4 separate regions of the Homo sapiens genome follow, and all the other regions are linked to region 1. Evidence: chromatin loops called from intact Hi-C (ENCODE). Cell type or tissue: heart left ventricle. All regions are shown on one strand. Region 1 overlaps ALPK2 (alpha kinase 2). Region 2 overlaps NEDD4L (NEDD4 like E3 ubiquitin protein ligase). Region 3 overlaps NEDD4L (NEDD4 like E3 ubiquitin protein ligase). Region 4 overlaps NEDD4L (NEDD4 like E3 ubiquitin protein ligase).

Region 1 (5,000 bases):
CTCTGGAAGGTGATCATTTACTCTCTCTAGGAATATGGCAGCCCTGAGAGGAGTAAAGTCTCTCCAGGGCCAGTAAGGCACAAGATGTCAAAGCATCAGAAACACAGAAAATAAAGTGGTGGGATGAATCCAGCTTCCTTTCCCAAGGCTGAGAACAACTTATCCGTGGGAGCTTTCTGGTTACTTCAGACCATCAGTGTCAGCCACGATCCAACAAATATGCTAATTTTCAGCTTCAATAAAGGACAGAGAGAAGTAGAGGAATCTGAAAAAGTAGGAAGGGGATCGCTCTTTCTTTTAACCTCCAGGTCAGTAAGTCTGATTCATGAAGTTCTCGCCGATTGCACAAAGCTTCCAGTTGGGTTTTAGAACCAGAATGCGGTTTGGACCTTTTCCCTGGGATGGCTCAGTGATGATGAAGTTTTATGTTGGAACTGTCTCCAGGCTTCTCCCCTGTGCTCACCAGAGACCTGGCTGGCATACACTTCAGGGAATTGGGTATGTTCTTGGGCTTGTGAAGACAGCGCATTAGGAGGGATTATGATGTAGTGGGGAGGAAGGAACGAGGGATTTAGAGCGAGACCCAGTTCATACCCTGATGCTGCTGCTTCCATTTCTCCTGATAGTAGCCTCGCTTCTTGGCATCGTAGGAATTTGCCTAGCCTACCTGATGAGGGGGATGAACGTCTATTGCAGTTTCCCCATGATGGTACCATTTTATGCCTGATGTCCTCACATCCCATACGCTTTAGCATTGATCCTGAACAAGTGTACCCATTTAGAAGATAAATTATATGGTGCCCTATTTATGGAGGCTTCTGGACCCCAGAAGGATTTTCCAAACGGAGCCTTCCTTTCCAGGCTCCATGTGTTCTGCAGAACCTTGCAGATGCAAGCATCCGCCAGCCCTAGTTTGAATCCTGGCTTCTCGTCATACCAGCTGTGTGACTGTGGGCATGTGACTAAGTTCTTAAAGTCAGTGATGTACAGCATGGGGACACTCCGGCTTGCCCTGAGTATTCCCCCAGTTAATCTACACCTAGCCCCTGAAACTGGAAGTGAGCTAGATAAATATTAGTTTCCCTTCGCTCCTCATGTCTTAGCCTGACACCAGAGTAGGCAAATTTCGTGCTGTTATTTAGAACAACTCTCTACCAAAACAAAGAAGAAACCTGCCCAAGAAGTTTCAAAAATGAAGATGGTCATGATTATTGAAGACATCTTTTAAATTCAAGTCAACAGCTTCCAGGAACCCAGACCGACTGGGAGCTTCAAGTGGTACATTTTTTCCCCTCCTGATTTAAAAAGAAATCCAATCCTTTGGTTTTGTTCTCAGCTTTAATGTGACTTATCTGGCCCGGGACAGCTGCCCAAGACCCATTAGAAGCACTGACGGCTGGAGCCCAGTGCAGAATGCTGTCTATAAAGTATTACTTACTCATTGCCTTCCCACCCAAGGAGAGGCCAGGGAGCAGGAGCTGGGAGAGGAGGAGATTCTGAAGTGTTTGAGAGCTTTGGCAGGGATATTAGATCTTCTTGTCTTTTGTTTTTTAAAAACTTTTCTTTAAACGTTACCTTTTTAAGCCACAGTCTTTTTCCCAAAAGAAATATATCTTACAATCACAGTTTGAAAAACTGATGAAAAGGTAAAACTTCTCCAAACAGAGCATAAGAGGTGGTTGAGAGACCTCTTTAGAGGCTCCTGGGAACCCCTCTGGAGTGGAAACCAGTGATCAAGCCCGACCTCCTCACTTCACAGGTGAGGAGGCATGGGGCATGGGGCATGGGGCATGGGGCAGCCTGCTTGCTGGCAGGAGTCAAGAAGTCTTTCCTGCTTGAAGTCAGCACCCCAAAGTGAACGGCAGATCCTCAATGCTGGGAGGCGAGGCACAATTGAAAAAGTTCTCCAGTGAATGTCAAAGCTGCAAAAGGGAGATAACTCATGAGGACAGACTTGGAAAGGGCTCAAGTTCAAGGGCACTCTGCAGACAGGAAAGTCCAGGTGGGAGGCAAATGAGCTGGGGAAGAAAGGAAGGCGAGCATCGCAGACTGCAGACAGCAGGAGAGAAGATGGAGGAATAAGGGTTGATCGAGCAAGTTCTCTTGATTCTTAGCAAGCAACTGTGAGTGAGCTTAGTTCATTCATGATGCAAAGGGAGAGTCGCAAGTTCTATGGGGGGGCTGGTACCTGGCAGGGTTCAGCTGGGGGAACAGCACCACCATAAGAAGCAGTGCTCCGTGTGTCATTTAAAAAAAAAAATTCCCATATGTCTCAATCAGGACCATATATTTGGCTGCTGACACCCCAGTCATGCAACCTGTTTTGCTGTCTTGTTCAATGAAGTCAAAGGCTATGATCCTATTTCAGGAGTAATTACTCTAATCTCATAAAATAAAATAGAGAATTGTCATGACTTACTCATTTTAATTCAACTTTACTTCATTGTATGTTCCTTTTAACAGGAGTATGTCATATTTCTCTTGGGAGCCAGAGATATAATTATGTCTGGAAACACATCCCCTGTGCCTCAGCCACCTCAATCTTTTGGCAAATGTTGAGTACAAAAATTTCAGGTTACAAAGTATGGCAAGTAAGATTGTTTTGACATCCAGTAATCCATTTTCTAGATAGACCCAAGATACTAACCCGTTGAACAAATTTCTAATTGGAAATTACACAAGGAAAAAAGGCCTAATTTTATAACTGGAGATTTGGAAACGTAACCTAACCAACTCCAGACCGATCTAAAGCCATGCGTGCAGTGGAGCCGAACTGCAAACTCATGCTTCTCTCCAGCCAGTCGGGGAGTTCCCGGGGAGGCGACGAGATTGCAGTTCAACCACCAGAGGGCACCAGAACCAATACTTTGCCCTTTGTAGTCTCCCCTAAAAAGCCAATTTCCTGTTGCCAGATTGAAATAAAACAAAGAAAAGTACCATTAGCAGATTTCTTCCCTGGCAGTAAGCATTAGACCAAAATAAGATTAATATGGACAGCCGTAAAGGACACCCCTCGCAGTGGCTGCCAGCCAGCCTTGCATCTTTCTACCCTCGGAGGAAGGAACGACGAGGCTTAAGGATGTGTGGCTTGTGTCAAGCGTCCCTGACATGGAAGCCAAATTCCCGAGACCCTGGACAGAAGCCTGGATGATTCATTCATGTAGCAGGAGGACAGTTGCCTTGAGAAAGCAGGCTCCATTGGGGTCTGCGTGCCTAGCTCTGGTCCTGGCCATGAACAGGAGAAAAGATCAAAATAGACTCCCACACTCGGCCAAGCTGAGTTCCAAAAGAAAGGCTCTGCCTTCAATGCCCACAAGCAGATGGAGGGGACGGCAGCCACCTGGGATGCTTTGCCCAGTCACAAGGCCGAGCCACCACCGTACCTGGAGAGGAAGCGCCAAAACAAACTTGGAGGTGGGAAGAAACAATCTAATCCGAAGAAACACGCCCCGAGAATAGGCTTATGTGCATGAGTGGTGACTCCAGGCAGACTATTTAAAGCAATGCATGAGTCTGCCAGGAGAGGAAACAAAGGGACATTGGAACAGAATTCCTGATGCCTTTAAAGTGTCTCATAGCAGGGCCATGTCACTATAGAACACCAAACATTTCAGCTGAGTCCCCAATGCCAGGCATCAGCGGACCAATCTCACAGGCCTGTCAGCTTGAGAAAGGCAATTTTATGCCCCAGATAGCTCCTGTCCCCGCCTGCCACAGGGTCATCTGTCCTGGAAGGCCACCTGCATCCCATCTTCATCCGGTCAGCCCATTCTGTAGTAGGGCTGGCTGGCCCGCTGGCTGATTTATGTGGCCAGTCTTTGCCATTAAGGAAGTTTGGAGGCTGGAGGGAAGTCTGAAGGGAACAGTGGTGATTTTCGCAGTTTTTGGCAAGGCAGACCCTACTATAGCAGTGCTCTCAGTGTATGGGGGAGTCTCCCAGGCCCAACAGAGCCAGCCAGGACATGCCCCCTCCATGGAGGGACTAGCACAGCAGTATCCTGGCCTCTACCCAGAAGTCTTACAAAGGACAGTTCTGTTGAAATGTCTGGAATTGGGATCCATGGGTTCCTCCCACTCCTGACCCTATTCCCTAGTTGTCCCTCTGCCCAGTCCATTCCCCAGGACCTGAGGACTCAGGGACAGGTGCTGCATCGCTTGTCATCCAGCTTCAGAGATGAATCTGAACAGAGAGAACGTCTAGAGAAGTCTGGTAGATTCGAGATCACCCCTGCAGGACAGACTGGTGGCCAGTAGGAGACAGAAGCACGAGGCAGGTACAGGGATGGCTGAGAGGGTTGGGGTGACAGAGCCTGAGTGGACAGCATGGGGTGAAGACCAGAATAGACAAGAAAAAGGTTATCACTGCCTTCAGGAAGGTCTAAGCCAATGTAGTGTCACCAGGTGGGAGCCTCATGACAGATCAGAGAGGGAATGTGCTGCCAAGATGCCAGCAACTAAACAAGTTTGTCGACTAAAGACAAGGAAAAGTCTAGAAGGTAGCCAGAAAAGGAGGTGTGGGGAATGTGTGCGTGTGTGTGTGCGCGTATATATGTCTGTGTGCGTGTCTTTGTCTTTGTTTCTGTGTCTGTGTCCCTGTGTATGTGTGTGCATGTGTGTCTGTGTGTATATCTGTGTCTGTGTCTTTTTGTGTCTGCCTCTGTGTGTTGTGTGTGTGTGTGTGTCTAAAGAGACCTTGCCTGTTTGAAGGCAGAGGGGAAGGAGCCTGTGGGAAAACAATGAGGGACTAACGGCGGAGTGATGTTCCAGAGTGGTGAGCACCCCTCGTGAGGATTCAGAGTTTGTCAATACGGAAGGCCCTGCAGCCCTCGCTGTGCAACTTGGAGCACACTGGAAATGTGGCTTTGCCTCTATCCACCCTCACTGCCACCCAGGGCGTCAGCCCAGCTGCTCCTCTGAATGGTGAATTCTCAAAAAGCCTGTACCTAGTGGGAATGCTGACGCGCTTCTCCCTCACCTCAATTACCTGCCCTGTGGCCCTG
Region 2 (5,000 bases), 94 kb after region 1:
GCTCAGGACGCCTTGTCCCCAGGAGGCCCCTGTGAAGTGAGGGCCACTCTGCCTGGAGGTGACGGGAGGGCTCTGCGCTGTCAACACTGCAGGTACCCGAGACTTGCAGCCCAGCTGGGAACTTTGCAGAGGAAAGGGGAGGAGGCACATGAGCAGCACGGGGCACTGTGAAGTGGGCTGGGCAGGAAGGAACACAGCAACAGGCTAATTGGGGAGACTGACCTTTTTCCCAGTCTGGCCTAAGGTCAGCCCTAAAAGGTTCCCAACAGGGACTCTCCCTTCTTGCCCTCTTGAGTCCCCACTGGGTCACATCTGGGCACTGCGGCCTACTTACCAAGGACTGTGTCTTGGGTCTTAAGTAAACTCATGCTCAAATTTTTTCCAGCCCAGTTCAAGTCCTATAAATGATTCCTCAGAGATTCTACAGCCTGAGCTCTCTGGAAGCTGTTTTGAGAAGTGTTCTCTCCCAGAAAGAGGCTTCTGCGTTCTTACCTCAGGAACCCCTTTGAACATGGCTCTGAGAGCCAACCCCGAGAAAGCTAGTGTCAGAATTCAGGATACCCATGCTCACCGCAAACACTTTTACCAGGGGCTTCACCATCTCACAAGTGCCTAATGAGTCTTGGACTTCAGAGCAGGTTAAAAGCGTATTAATCTAGCAACTGTGTCATTGATGTAATTCGTTCCACCATGTGTGGTTTTAAGAAAGAACATATAAATATTCACAGTGACTCTGTCCAATTGTGCCTCTCATGTGTACTCATAACCCTGGAGGAGGCGGCAGGAATTCCAAGTGCTGCGGACAGCTTTCTGGCAAGATGCCATCTACTGTTAATGGAAAAAGACAAGCCGCAAGAAACCAAAGACTAAATGATGTCCTGCTTCCCCGCTAGCTATCTCCTCTGCCCCGAGGGGATGGGTTAAGCACATCAAGAGGAAGCTCAGTACTAAAGAAAAAGGGAAAATTCTCCAGGAGTCTGAGATGATCTGAGCGGAATGAAATGGCATGAGGAAAAATGCCACCGGCTTTGCACAGGGCAGTGACACACGGTCGGGATTCTGACAGCACCTTTCTGAGAAGCAACTTGGGGATTCATTATTGAGTCTTATTAACTCTCACACAAGTTGAGGGCTAGGTATACAAGGATGCCTTTTGAGGAACAGACTAACATGGATTATACAAATGTTACGTAAAATCAGTAATTCTCAAGTTTAATAAAAGAACAAAACAGCAGACGGATAAGAATAAATGTGCATCCTTTTAGTAGGCTTAAGCCATGTGTTTTGGGCAGACTTTTTTTTTTTTTTTGAAACGGAATCTCGCTCTGTCACCCAGGCTGGAGTGCATGCAATGGCACAATCTCAGCTCACTGAAACCTCTGCCTCCCGGGTTCAAGCGATTCTCCTGCCTCAGCCTCCTGAGTAGCTGGCATTACAGGCATGCGCCACCACGTCTGGCTAATATATATATATATTTTTTGTATTTTTAGTAGAGATGGGGTTTCACCATGTTGGTCAGGCTGGTCTTGAATGCCTAACCTCAGTGATCTGCCCACCTCAGCCTCCCAAAGTGCTGGGATTACAGGCGTGAGCCACTGTGCCCTGCCAGACTTTAATGTTTTTAAAAGTGCGGCGCTTTTAGGGAGATGAAGGAAATGAACATACTATAAATCTGCAGGCATTTAAACCCCTCTGACAACAATTAAGATGGTGCATTCACAAAGAAGCTTTAAATCAAACAACCCATAACACTTGATGTAGAAAATGTTCCAGCTTCCATAATTCTTTATTAAATATTTGACAAGTTGCATCGCTTCTTTACAATGACTTCATTTTGTCACATTAGTCTTTTGCTGTCAGGAAAACAATCTACAGTTTCTCTTTAGATCTCTCAAGAAAAAAGAAAAGCGAAAGGATTGTTCTTCAAGAAAACTTCCTGTGTGTATCAAATTCAACCATATTTTAAAGCTATTCTGACTGTGAAAATGAGCATTATTCATAAGTTGCCTTAAAAAAATTCAAGGTAGTTTGGTTTTTACCACTGTATCAAATAGTACTTGGCTTCCTATTAGGAGGTGGGTTTATAATAAAAAGTTATGAAACATTGATAATTTATTTGGAATGCTTGAAACTCTTTTCACCTTAAAAGTCACTGTTTTTTTCATGTTTCATTTGATGATAGATCCTGAATTAGGAAATGACAGCAAATTAACATCATCTTCCTAGGGTTTTCTTAGGCTCCAAGGGTTGAAATTCACAGGACACAGCTTGGAGAAAACTGCAGAAGGGACTAAACTCTCACCTCCTTTCGAAACCAGATTACTCAATAAAGGTGTAAAAATGCTATACAAATATATACAAATATATTTGGACAGCATATGTACGTATATATGTATATATATTACATACAGAGTAGTAAAGGAAGAACAAAGTCACGCAAAGTTAACATGAAGGAAACCGTGACAATCTAGGTGAAATCAGTCTGAGTAAAAGGGGAAAACTGGCTTACACGGGAACACATATCTGCAGACACAGAGTTATGGTCACGAGGAAGGCTTCTGATGATGCACTGGTACGGGGTTGAGAATGCAGTGCACGCGAGGTTAGGCGCCAACAGCAATGCTACTCCTTACACACAGAAAACCAACGAACGGAAAGACGTGCCTTTGAAACATGCGTTGCTTTCAGTGGAACATCTTTAACAAACAACAGATGTTTAATGAGGTTTGCTTGGAAAATTTCATGCCAACAGGAAGCTAACCCTTTTCTAGAAAACGTTCTCCAAGCTCCCGTCCTAATGCTGTGGCACTTTCTCTGACATACTGAGAACACTCTGGGGTGGGGGTGTGTGTATGCAAATGTATAGACACTGTTCATTAAGGCTTATATAAATTAAAAAAGTGGTCCAAAGAATATCACATTTTTCCCCAGTTTTAAAATCTAAAGTACAAAGTGGAGTTTATAAGGATTTGTTTTTTAAAAACACATCTCAGTCCTGAAATTGGCAGTTCTGACACGACTTATCAGGATGTACCCCAATGCCTGAATGACAGAGGTAGTGATCTTCGGGGTCAGGGGAGGTCAGGAAGGGAGCAGGCGGGCAGTTACCCTGCACAGCGGCACCCTCTACTGGCGAGGCAGCAAATGATACCAGACAGCACCTCCCACCTCTCCCTCTTAAGTACAGGGGTGCAGGGCCAGGGTAAGGAGGAGACAGAAGAAGGAGAACTAGCACAGTGTCACGTAGGGGCTGCAGAACTGATTAACCCAGGCTCTCTTTATACGTTTTTAAATTTCAGAGGTGAGTACAAGACTCTCAGAAATACAGGAGTCGACTGTTAATGGGTAACTGTTAGAATAATTAAAAAGTTGCTGTGTATGAACCTGGCTTTCGGGAGGACCAGTGTGGATCTGGCAAGATAGCAGCGGTGCACACTCTCTATGCAACAATGGGAGATGTAGAAAATGGTTCAAATGTTTTGCATGCTGTTTCTCAGAATCTGTCACTGTGAGGCCGGGTGCGGTGGCTCATGCTTGTAATCCCAGCACTTTGGAAGGCTGAGGCGGGAGGATCACCTGAGGTCAGGAGTTCAAGACCAGCCTGGCCAGCATGGTGAAACCATCTCTACTAAAAATACAAAAATTAGCCAGGCGTGGTGGTGGGTGCCTGTAATCCCAACTATTCGGGGAGGCTGAGGCAGAAGAATCGCTTGAAGCCAGGAGGCAGAGGTTGTGGTGAGCTGAGATTGAGCCACTGCACTCCAGCCTGAGCTACAGAGCAAGACTCTGTCTCAGAAATAACAATAATAATCTGTCCCTTTGTCCTTACATGGGAGAAATAATACATGCCAAGTCGCTCTGTATCCCTCATTGTCTGAATTTAGGGAATATCTGATGTCACCTTCTGAAGGGTCCTGGAAACAAAAACCAAGTGTCTTACCTTTGTTCTTGAGATTTGTTAGAGGACTGGCTGCAGAGAAGCATAAACATTTCAGGCAAAAAGGAAAAGAGCACTGAAGCTGGGAATACACCGCAACACAGACAATGAATGCCTCACTGCTGCCGGCTCCAGGGCCAGCAGTGGAGAGGCACAGGCTGTTGGACCTTCATCCCACCAGGTGCTCTTTCCACATCCTTCCTCGGGCCAACAAGGGGCAGGAATGGAAATACCCGGGACCCACAGGCAGCTGTGATAACTGATGTTAAGAGAACCGCAACAGGCAGTGTGTGAGCTCCGGCACGTACTTCTCAGCCTCATGTAAGTGGCCCATAATAACTACAGCTTCAGCAGACAACTAAAGAGACTGCATTAAGGTGATTTCTCTGGCTATAAAGAGAGCCCGGCCTGCAGAGCAGTGTGACTGCTGGGACCTCTGGGATAGGCAACACTGCCCTCTCTCCCCCAGGGCTACTCCCCGGGCAGGTCGGGGCCCAAGGAATGACCCAGCAACTGCTCCTTACCCAGCACACTCTCTTTACTGCCACCTGCAATTATGCTGTGAAGATGACTGGGTGTGGTCATCACGATTCAGAGAAATCAAGATCTATGACCATTTTAGGCAAAGAGAGAAACTTGGAGAATTGCTGAGGACTACTGAACCTTGTTTTGCTTTTTTAAAAAATACTAAATCCTCACTTCAGCATATTTAGTTGTCATTAAAATTAAGCTGATATTATTAAGGGGTTGATGAACTGAGGTGTCACTCACAATTACTGCCTTCCAAGTATTCATGGGGTAGATTTCAGTAATTCTTGTTTGCTTCTGGCTTAGAAATTGTCAGAATGATTTTTCTTTTATACTTTCCAATACTTGACTTAATATGCATTTAGTGACATTCTGTTTTTTTCAATATACGGTTTACAAGATGACAGAAGAATCCCAGTTCTTAGGTTAGAATTGGATTTCTCCCTCTACAATTACACAATTACTCTCAAAAACCAAGAAAGCATACTGCTCGACTCAGGCTCTGGCATGATTCTTAAAAAGAAAACTGCCTCTA
Region 3 (5,000 bases), 150 kb after region 1:
GCTCTCTATTAGTTATGGACAACTTCAGAGCTGATGAGAAAGTGGAATACTAACGAGGGCTCTGATGCAATGAAAATAAATGATCCAACGCATAAAGTGTGCCTGGTTGTTTCTTCCTTTCTTCAGTTTCATAACGGGAACTCTTTCATGTGTAATATAAAATTGCTTCCCTCCATCAAGTTCAAAGTGTTTTTAAACAGGATGCAAAGAGCAGTATCTTTTTAAAAAGGGCTTTCCTAATTCAAAATATATAAAACACAGGGATTAAAAAAAAGTGCCTTTTTTCTTTATCTTTTCCATCCTGGAAGAGACCAGCAACCACACCTAGAGTAATAAGTTTCATTAGTTTGAACTTGGATGGAAAACAAACCTGCAACTTAACTAGGGTGTAATCTTTCTTGCTACAAAAGCAAGCCCATGCTTCATCCTGTGAAAGGCACAAATATACTAATATGCGTTGAACATCCCTCACCCATAATGCTTGGGGACCAGAGGGGCTTTGAATTTCAAAATATTTGCAGTTATACTTACCACTTCAGCATCCCTAATCTGAGAATCTGAAATGCTCCAATAAGCATTTATTGCTTGAGTGTCATGTCAGTGCTTACAAGGTTTCAGACTTTGGATCATTTTGGATTTTGAATCTTTAAACTAGGGATACTCAACCCGTATACACGTGCTCTGAGCTGCTGAGGATGGAACATCCCTCCTTGGTACATCCCTCCCAAGCCCCTGGTCTCCAGCATGCATTCCCTGAAAGGCCTGACCCAGGCGGGGAACAAAGCCAATCTTTCTTTCTTTCTTTGAATGAAGCTAAACTTGGCCTGGCAGGGTGTCTCATGCCCATAATCCCAGCACTTTGGGAGGCCGAAGCGGCAGGATCACTTGAGGTCAGGAGTTCGAGACCAGCCTAGCCAACATGGTGAAACCCTGTCTGTGCTAAAAAAAACAAAAAACAAAAAACAACAAAAATTAGCTGGTGTGGTGGCATGTGCCTGTAATCCCAGCTACTCAGGAGGCTGAGGCAAGAGAATCGCATGAACCCGGGAGACAGAGGTTGCACTGAGCTGAGATTGTGCCATTACACTCCAGCCTGGGCAAGAGTGAGACTCCGTCTCAAAAACAAAAAAAATAATAATTAAAAAAAAGAGAATGAGGCCAAACTTTATCCAAATACTGATGGCATACTGCCTTCAGTATCTGTGTGTGTGTAAAAGGTCATCTTTCATGACATATTTCAATAAATTTTTTAATTTCTCAATGTATAGAGGGGAAATGTCCTGATACTTTTCAGGCTTCTGGTTGGTGTAAGAATCAACAGTGCCCAGGCCGATGGGGGAAGGAGTGTTATTTTCATCATTTTCAACCTGTCCTACCAGTTTTTTTCCTTTTTCTATTCTAATGCTCAAATCTAAGAATAGCTATGCTGTTCTCTCATTTGTTCTCTTCTTCTTTCAAAAATAAAAAACAAAGCAAACCCTAAAACCAACTCAAAACAGATTTTTAAGTTGCAAATTATCTTCATGCTTCCCTCCGGCTCTTCATCTTTTGTCAAAATGAACAGGCAATTTAGAGTGTGTCTTCCGCAGGGAAAATCCTGCCTAGGCCTTTGTTTAGAAGCGATAGCGCAGCTGTGTCAGCACATCTGAATTCGCTTAAGAAGGGGAGTAGCTTGTGGAATTTCCAGTTGTTACCTTGAGGATTTCCCACACTAGCAGCAGCAACAAAACGTTGTTCTAACAGATTATGATTTTAAATCAGTAAATTAGTCAATAACAAGTATCTGGGTAAACAGGCGCAACTGGAAAGTAAAAATGGGTTTCATTCAGCAATGTTGCAAGCAATAAATAAAGCGAGTGCTGTTTAATTTAAAATACAATCTGCCCAGCTGCAATTACACTGTTGTTGTGGCTTGAAAGGCTGTGAAAAGGTTAGGGGATTTGATTACCAAGCTAGTTAAAATTACTAAAATCATAGCTTATGTTGGCAAGCCACAGTGGCTCCTTACACTAATCCATCTACTTTTATATTCGTTAGCCCTTATTTCTGGAGCCTGTTTCTGGCTAAGGACTTGAAATTACAGCAGTGCTATAGTAAATGAGAACACTGGCAGGACAGCCAGGGGTTCCATGGTAATAAGTAAAAAGACATAAAAAAAAAGAACTCCATTACTATATTTTCCAACGAGCTGCCCGTCTCTTACTCTTGGCTTGCTTGCAAATCTGTAACATTATCTTCAGACTAGTAGGGGAGTCAAACCTACATGTTATTATATGCCTTAGAAGCAGTTATCAGTTTACCAAATGAATGTTACCAGATCTAAATGAGAAATTCTCTTGGCAGGCCATTCCCTTACTTCAAAATAGAAAGAGCTCTTAGAGTGGTTCTCACTTAGGGCTGTTTTGAAATGTGTAGGGCATTTCTGGTCATCACTATGTTGGGGTGGGGGTAATGGTGACCATTAGCACCTGGTAGCAGAAGCCAAGTTTGTTAAATAGTCTGCAACTGAAGGCACAAATGTCCCTGCCCCAAATGCCAAGAATGCCCTTGAAGACACAATGTCCCACGGTTCAAAGGATTCTAGGAGCACGCCCTCTAGACCTGCTGGACTGAACTGATACCACACAATGGGCAAGGCATAAAATGACAGCCCAAATCCCCTTGAGCAGGGCTTGTTCTTGAATATAAGGCTGCTGGTCTATCAAATGGACACACTTAATGTCCATCACTAGAAATGGGAATTAATGGTGTATGTTTATTGTTGGTCCAAGACCGAAGAGCTAGGGCCAATAACAATCACCAAAACTCAACCAGCATTCCCATAACATCAGTTTTGAGCAAGTAGCACAGATAATAGTAGGACCAAGTTAAACTCTGAGTTAACTCTAGCTAGACAATTCGATGGGGACATAACCGGAAGAAAAACCATCTGCAGCATCAAAAATAGCCAGAAATACGGGAACCGGTTTCAGTGTAATTACAGGTATAGAGATTATATAGCAGGAAAATACCAACTGACTTTTAAAAGAATCATATACTACACTGAAAAAGCCACCGATTCGGCTAAAGAAATAAAGAACTGACACAGAAATACAAAGATATGCATATTTGCCTTTGATTAATCTCATTTTGCTCAAGATAATACAATGTACAGATTCTTTCTTGGGTACAATTCAGGAGTACATGAAAGAGTTGCATGGTAAGAAAAATCAATTTTGACAAAATGATCACAAAAAGGAGCTATCAGATCTACAACCAAAGTCACTCAGTACATCCCCTACCCCATGATCAAGGGCATGAAAATGTACCTCAGATGTGTGAATACTGATCTGATGTGAACGGTAAAAACTAAAGCGACAAATCAAAAGAAGGTGGGTAATGCCAATGAAAGTGCAAGAAGAAACTGACAAAAGAAAAAATTATTTGAAAATGATTATAACTCCTAGTGAGATTACTTTGTGAGACGGGATCAATTAACAAAATCTTAACAGCACAGAGCAATACCTTTCCATCCAGCACGGTGAACTGTCTAAACTAGAGCTTCCCAGGAGAAAAGGCAGTCCCAGCACCAATACCAAAGACAGCTACCAGCCTGTGCCCACCCACTCCCACCCGCCCATTTATGCAGGGGCCAGATGCAGGCTGAGGAGACCCTCTGGAGACACCCTTTACAGTCAATCCAATTCCTCTGCAAGAACTACAAACACTAAGGAAATCAAGGAATTAATGCCAGACTTCATGATGAAAATGGAGCCAAATAAAAGCAGCAGCCTTACCCAGGTTGTAGTCTTTGTGTTATGATCAATGAAGAAGGGCCGGCCGTTTGGCGCTATCCTCATTTCCCAGCCGGGTGGCAAGAAGCTCTGTGTGACTTTGTGTTGTGGTTTGGGGGAGTTGTAAGGTGATGGCTGTGGGGACTGTGGGTTGGAAAGGGTGTCTTTCACAGCCCGACGTACGGGTGAGTCCTTGGCACCCTAAAGAATAACAATGAGGATTAGAACTCTTTAGCATGTGCGATTCCAATGTGCCAAAATGTACCTGGGTATTGCAGAAGGCTTCTCTTTGGAGATGGACAAGAGGGAAGATCCCCAAAACCTGTTTTCTGTCATTCATTTACTTTTAAATCAATCTAACTTTACATTTTCTCTGTTGGATAAACACACAACAATATTAAGTACTTATAACCACCATCCTTTGGTAGCTACTCAGTATGTACCAAAAATACTGTTCTGTACTAAGCATTATGGATGGAGATTTTACAGAGTGGAGAAAAATGTGCCCTTGCTCTTAATGAGCTCACAGTCTAATGAAGAACAGATTGGCAAGTTTTAGAGCACAAAAAGGAAAAAAGCTACATCAATAAATACAACGATCTGGAATCTCACAGTTGTTACCCATGACATTCATATCAGAGTGTGGAAGAGACAGCATCCATTCCCACTTATCAGCATCTGGACCCAGGGCGTGGAGAAGCCCACAGCTGTCTCTAAGACACAGTCAAGCTTAGGACCTCAAACATTTGCTCTTTGGCTTCTCTAACTCTGACATTTGTGATGTTAAAGGATGGCACCAAAACAACACAAACACGACAGAGAGCACAAGCAGATGCCCAGCCATGATGCAGAGATGCAAATATGCATCAGAAACATGTATGCCCATAGAATGAAAGACCCTACAGTCGAAAGAAAAACAAATGATCAAAGCAATAGCTATGTTTAAAAACTCAATATCAGCACTTGGTATTTGAAAGAGGGATTACGCAATTCTAATGAGGTAACAGGCAAAAAGAAGCGAAACACAACAAGAACGGTGGAAGTCCTGAAAAGAGAGTGCCCACGTCCAGCACAAGTCACCACGGCCTTAGCCAAATGAGAATGAGAATCAGGTGAGAGAGTCCAGGAATGTTAACTGGGCGAGACAGAGAAGCAGGTAGAAAGGCTGCACAAGAACACCCTTCACTACCAACACAACGACTGATCAGAGAGAGGAGGTGGCTGCGA
Region 4 (5,000 bases), 310 kb after region 1:
GAAACACTTTAAGAACCGGCACAAATGCCACTCTCTGGGCAAATGTTTGTAGCAAGGACAGCTGGCAGGGTACAGGTAACCGTCTACTCCTGTGTTGTGCCAAACCCGTATTAACTTCAACAGGGACAGCACCAAGTTGAAGAAGCCAAAGAAGAGACCCAGAGCTAACAAACAAGGCACAGGGTTTATTTGGAGGAACTTATTTATAGGGTGGCCCAGTGGCTCTGGGCTGGACAGCAGAACTTCAACTGCTTGTAAAAAGCATGCAGCTTATACAGCACCTTCACTTAGCACCCTCCTCCCAGCAACCTCCATGTGGCAACCCTCATTTCTTCAGTGACTGCTGTCCGGTGTGTCTGCCATAAGGGCCATTCTCAGGGTGTGCTGAAGTTACTGCTGTCAGACACTTCTCCCATACAACCTGAAGCATTATTCTTATGGGAAGATGTGGTCCCAGTGACAACCCAGGTTACCAGGAAGAAGCCTCCTCAGGCCAGGTCTCCTATGACAGGGGACCCAGCAGTGAGGGAGGAGAGGGAGTATCTTTCAAGGTACCTTCCTCTGCAGTTGGCCAAACACTTAAAATAAAGGAATGCAGAATTTAAGCTCTGAGCAGTCAGGACCTCCCTGCATAGTGCATAGAACACTACAGGGGCAGAAATATCTGAGAAACCAAGGCACAGGCCAGGCGCAGTGGCTCACGCCTGTAATCCCAGCACTTTGGGAGGCCAAGGTGGGTAGATCACTTGAGGACAGGAGTTTGAGACCACTCTGGGCAACATGGTGAAACTCCATCTCTACTAAAAATACAAAAATTAGCTGGGTGTGGTGGCAGGTGCCTGTAGTCCCAGCTACCTGGGAGGCTGAGGTTGCAGTGAACTGAGGTTGCGCCTCTGCACTCCAGCCTGGGAGACAGAGGAAGATTCCATCTCAAAAAAAAAAAAAAAAAAAAAAGGTATCAATGCTCAGGTCACCACAGAGAGCTGCAGGAACTGTCCTAACAGCCCAGAGAATAAATCTTAATGTCTGCAACTGCAAAGAAAATAAACTTTATTTTAACATCATCTCAACTGACACTTTTTTCTCCCTAAATGCCTCCCTCATTTTCTGTCCCACTGAAGACATGCATGGTTTTTGTTGGTATTTGTAACATTAAGAGATGTTAAAGGAAAGGAAGGACTTTATTACAAAATGAGCAGATGCATTCACCCCCCGCCCCGCATTTTCCTCTGTGGGTGTTTTCAGCACCCCCTACTCTGTTTTCAGTTCTTTGCTATGCATATCCACTTAGGCAATCTGCCCAGGTTTCTTGCACCAAGACTTAATGGACTCTTTCCCCTGCCCCTGGTAGAATTTTTATCAAAAACAAAACTCAAGCATCCAGAGAGAAAATCACCCAACCTTGCATTTTAAAAAATTTAAATTAAAAATTGTTGCTGCCATGGTTGAGGGTCACAATCATCAGTCTGAAAAACAATGTCATCTACAAAGTTAGCTATAGGGAAGGGATAACAATACAAAAAAAAAATGTGTTAAAGACCTCTCTAGCCTCTTCTGAGTCTCTTTCACATCACAGATTGTTCCATTAACTTTTTGAAATACTAAAAACTCCTACAATCTCAGAACCCTATGAAAGGGGAAATTTCTTTTTATTCCAAAGCCAAATACAAATACTTTTGAGATGAACCTTAGCTGTTACCATAAACAGCATGGATATAGGCAACTATTTATATAACAATATTTTTCTATATGAGGAATTCCTTTCTTAGGCCACGACAGGAGGATCGCTTGAGGCCTTCAGGAGTTCAAGACCAGCCTGGGCAATATAGCGAGATCCCTGTATCTACAGAAAAATTGAAAAAAAAAATTAGCTGGGCATGGTTGCATGCACCATGGTCTAGCTATTTGGGAGTCTAACGTGGGAAGGTTGCCTGAGCCCAAGAGTTCAAGGCTGTAGTGAGCTACAGCCGCACCACTGCACTCCAGTCTTGGTGACACAGAGAGGCTCTGCTAATTAATTAATCCGTAGATAGACAAATTCCTTTCTTAAAGAAACCTGGAAGAGTGTTGAAGCTCTGATTCATAAACATTTAAAACTAAAAATGAATCCTAAACATTTTATCTCTGGGACCATATGAAATGAATACAGTACTCTTCATTTGAAGAATTTAATTTTTTCCCACTATTGGTTAATTATTCCTTTTTAGTGACTGGCATTTTATTTGGATAATTCTACAAGTTTAAGAAATTCTCTAACAGAAAAGAAAGAAATAAAGGGGAAATAAAGTTTAAGACTATGTATTATCTACTTTAAAACTAGCTATGTAAAAAGTAGAAATTACTTAAATAAAATCATTCTCTCCTCTGCATAAGTGTCACTATTCGAGAATGGCTTAAATACCTGCTGAAACACACAAAATGTGAATTAACGATGTCCTCTGAAAAAGAACTCCAATCGACTATTCGATTTGTGTTATCATTTTATTTGGCTAGAACAAAAATGCACCTGACAATATGGCCACCAGAGGGTGCTGTAACCCCCCCAATACACCTCGATAGACCAGAGAAGGAATAGACAGTTAAGAGGTCTTCAGGTGACAGAGGCTGTACACCTGCCTTCTAATGAACTTACATGGGCAGAGCCCCTCTGCAGGAGGCTTTCCTTAAACATAAAGGCATCAGTGCTAACTTTAATGTAGGGAGGACAGAAAAGCAATGTGATGGGCACTCACAGAGGACTTTTATATTATTAAAATTCAGAACCTGCATGTTTTAAAGAATGTCCTAAACCTACAGAATAAAATAAATGAGAAAATTAATGAAATGCAAGGGTAATGAAAATATGGACCTGAATAAGTCACCTGGAGAACAAGCACGAAAGGAGGAGAGATTCAGCCAAGGGGTGGGGAGGCAGAGCCAAGGAGGGGCAGAAGAACGGGCGCTGGAGTCGGCCAAGCACAGAAAGGGGGTAGGGAGCTGTCCTCAGCTCAACGCCCCTGGGCCGATGTGGGACTAGAGCAGGATGTGCAGGACTCGGTGCTGGCCCTTGCGGCGCTGAAGGCCTATCAGGGAGAATCTTAGCGCCATGTGCTAAGTGCCACCACAGAGACCTGCACAGGGCCAGGCACAGAGCCAAGGACTGTGCACCCGGGTCACACAGACAGATCAGCAGCACTGGCCTGAGAAAGGAGAGAGCAAGGCACTTGTGCAAAGAGGGAGAAGGGGGTGGTTCTGGGCACCGGCAAGGCACAGAGGAGGAAGAGCGCACCGCGGCTCGGAGAGGGATGCGTTGCAGGGCGTCACAAAGACCTCTGTGCCCCCGTTCACCCAGGGCAATGCACAGTCACCGAAGTGTTTGCCCAGGCAGGAACATGGTCTGTCTGTGTCTTAGAGATAGAATTCTATACCTAGGTGGAGGAATAGAGAGAATAGGGCAGATATGGACGCTGCTTGAGGAGTCCTCTACACCAACGGTCCCCAACTTTTTTGGCACCAGGGACTGGTTTTGTGGAAGACAATTTTTCTCCAGGCTGGTTTGGGGGTTGGAGGAGTGGGGTGGATGGTTTGGAGATGATTCAAGGGCATTACATTTATGGTGCACTTTATTTCTATTATTATTACATTGTAATAGATGATGAAATAATTATACAACTCTTCATAATATAGAATCAGTAGGAGCCCCGAGCTTGTTTTCCTGCAACTAGATGGTCCCATCTAGGGGTGATGGGGGACAGTGACGGATCATCAGGCGTTAGATTCTCATAAGGAGTGTGCAACCTAGATCCCTCACATGCAAAGTTCCACAATAGGGTTCATGGTCCTATGAGAATCTAATGCTGGTGGCTGATCCGAGAGGCAGCGGAGCTCAGGCAGCAATGCGAATGATGGGGAGCAGCTGTAAATAGAGGAAGTTTTGCCCGCCTACCCATGGCTCACCTCCTGCTGTGCGGCCCACTTCCTAACACGCCACAGGAGTTGGAGACCCCTGCTCTACACAAACACTGAAAGCCAGACACAGCAGCCGGAAGGATGAGAGAGTAAAGGACGACTCTTTGGTCCCTAGCTTGGATGACTGTACAGATGGCGAGGCCATCACGGAGACAGATGATTCCAGAGAAAGAACAGTTTCTGATATTTTGACATTCCAGGCCAAGAAACTATGTAAGGACAAACAAAAGATCCTGAATTATACGGCCCCACTAGTGGGTGAAGTCTCACTTCAAGAACATGATGGCTTGACTACATATGCAATAATAAGAGAAGATGAAATCACACTCCAGAGAGCCAGTACACCACCGTGGAAGAAAGATATTTGAAAATTTCTCTTTTGTTTTCCAGATTTGCTAAATAATGTTTAAAATCACCTAACCAAGTTAAAATCCCTGTTCTCAATGAACTCGCACGTGATTCAAGTCAGTGTCAGAGAGAGTGTTTTAATATACAACCAATACTATCATTTTCCTACTAGGAAAAAAAACAAAACTGCGATAAAGCTGTAAGACTAGCCTAGTTTGATTTTTCTACCAGCCACTCCCAAACTTGAAACGCAGTATTTCTTCCACATGTTTCTCTACTTTCCTACCATGAACGCCTAGTTTTAAGCATCTAAAAGTCACAGAAGCTTAAAACAATGATCAATCAGTTCTTCAATAGGAGACACACAATAACATGCCTATAACAATGACGGATAAAAATGCGAACAACCCTTGAAGTGTATTTACTACACATTCCTATGCCAGAAGGAACGTTAGCACACATTCATTAAGAATCCAGGCATATTTTCTATCCCTTGTGTTGATATTATACAGTAGGAATGCCAATCCTTTTAATAATTTACGGAGGAGTTACACATTGCAGATTCCTTATTAAACATTACTTACACTAAGGTCATAAGTCCAACGAATATTCCGTAGCGAAAGTGGGCAATATTTTAATTGCAATACACTCATCTAAATTATGTCTGCATCTGTTTGTATGCATTTAATTCATCATTATTTTTC

The links. Hi-C counts contacts between places; a loop is a spot of excess contacts. Peaks named below come from ENCODE experiments on the same cell type or tissue, not always from the same donor. Only the 100,000 strongest peaks of a DNase experiment are listed, where the experiment ranks them.
Region 2: a loop joins it to region 1, with 6 times the contacts of the local background. A loop is called at or near these places in 60 of 110 quality-filtered maps.
Region 3: a loop joins it to region 1, with 2.6 times the contacts of the local background. A loop is called at or near these places in 11 of 110 quality-filtered maps.
Region 4: a loop joins it to region 1, with 2.6 times the contacts of the local background. A loop is called at or near these places in 20 of 110 quality-filtered maps.

What each region holds. Positions count from the first base shown.
Region 1 is chr18:58,491,829-58,496,828 of GRCh38, reverse strand. All of the region lies in intron 12 of ALPK2 (alpha kinase 2), which reads left to right. Among named protein-coding and RNA genes, the nearest start is that of MIR3591, 43 kb to the right of the region's middle. RefSeq lists a silencer at 2,811-2,860 and enhancers at 2,637-3,136, 3,137-3,638. In heart left ventricle, CTCF peaks have their summits at 2,649 and 2,851 (motif pointing right); a DNase peak (open chromatin) is centred at 2,808; H3K4me3 peaks cover 414 bases; H3K27ac peaks cover 1,090 bases.
Region 2 is chr18:58,398,298-58,403,297 of GRCh38, reverse strand. It overlaps NEDD4L (NEDD4 like E3 ubiquitin protein ligase), which reads right to left. Exons shown (of 31, transcript NM_001144967.3): 31 at 1,759-5,000. Among named protein-coding and RNA genes, the nearest start is that of MIR122HG, 45 kb to the left of the region's middle. In heart left ventricle, a CTCF peak has its summit at 3,121 (motif pointing left); no DNase peak of the experiment used is centred here.
Region 3 is chr18:58,341,880-58,346,879 of GRCh38, reverse strand. It overlaps NEDD4L (NEDD4 like E3 ubiquitin protein ligase), which reads right to left. Exons shown (of 31, transcript NM_001144967.3): 16 at 3,777-3,974. Among named protein-coding and RNA genes, the nearest start is that of MIR122HG, 100 kb to the left of the region's middle. RefSeq lists a silencer at 1,469-1,763. In heart left ventricle, no CTCF peak of the experiment used is centred here; no DNase peak of the experiment used is centred here; H3K27ac peaks cover 281 bases.
Region 4 is chr18:58,178,464-58,183,463 of GRCh38, reverse strand. All of the region lies in intron 2 of NEDD4L (NEDD4 like E3 ubiquitin protein ligase), which reads right to left. Among named protein-coding and RNA genes, the nearest start is that of NEDD4L, 140 kb to the right of the region's middle. In heart left ventricle, a CTCF peak has its summit at 2,524 (motif pointing right); no DNase peak of the experiment used is centred here.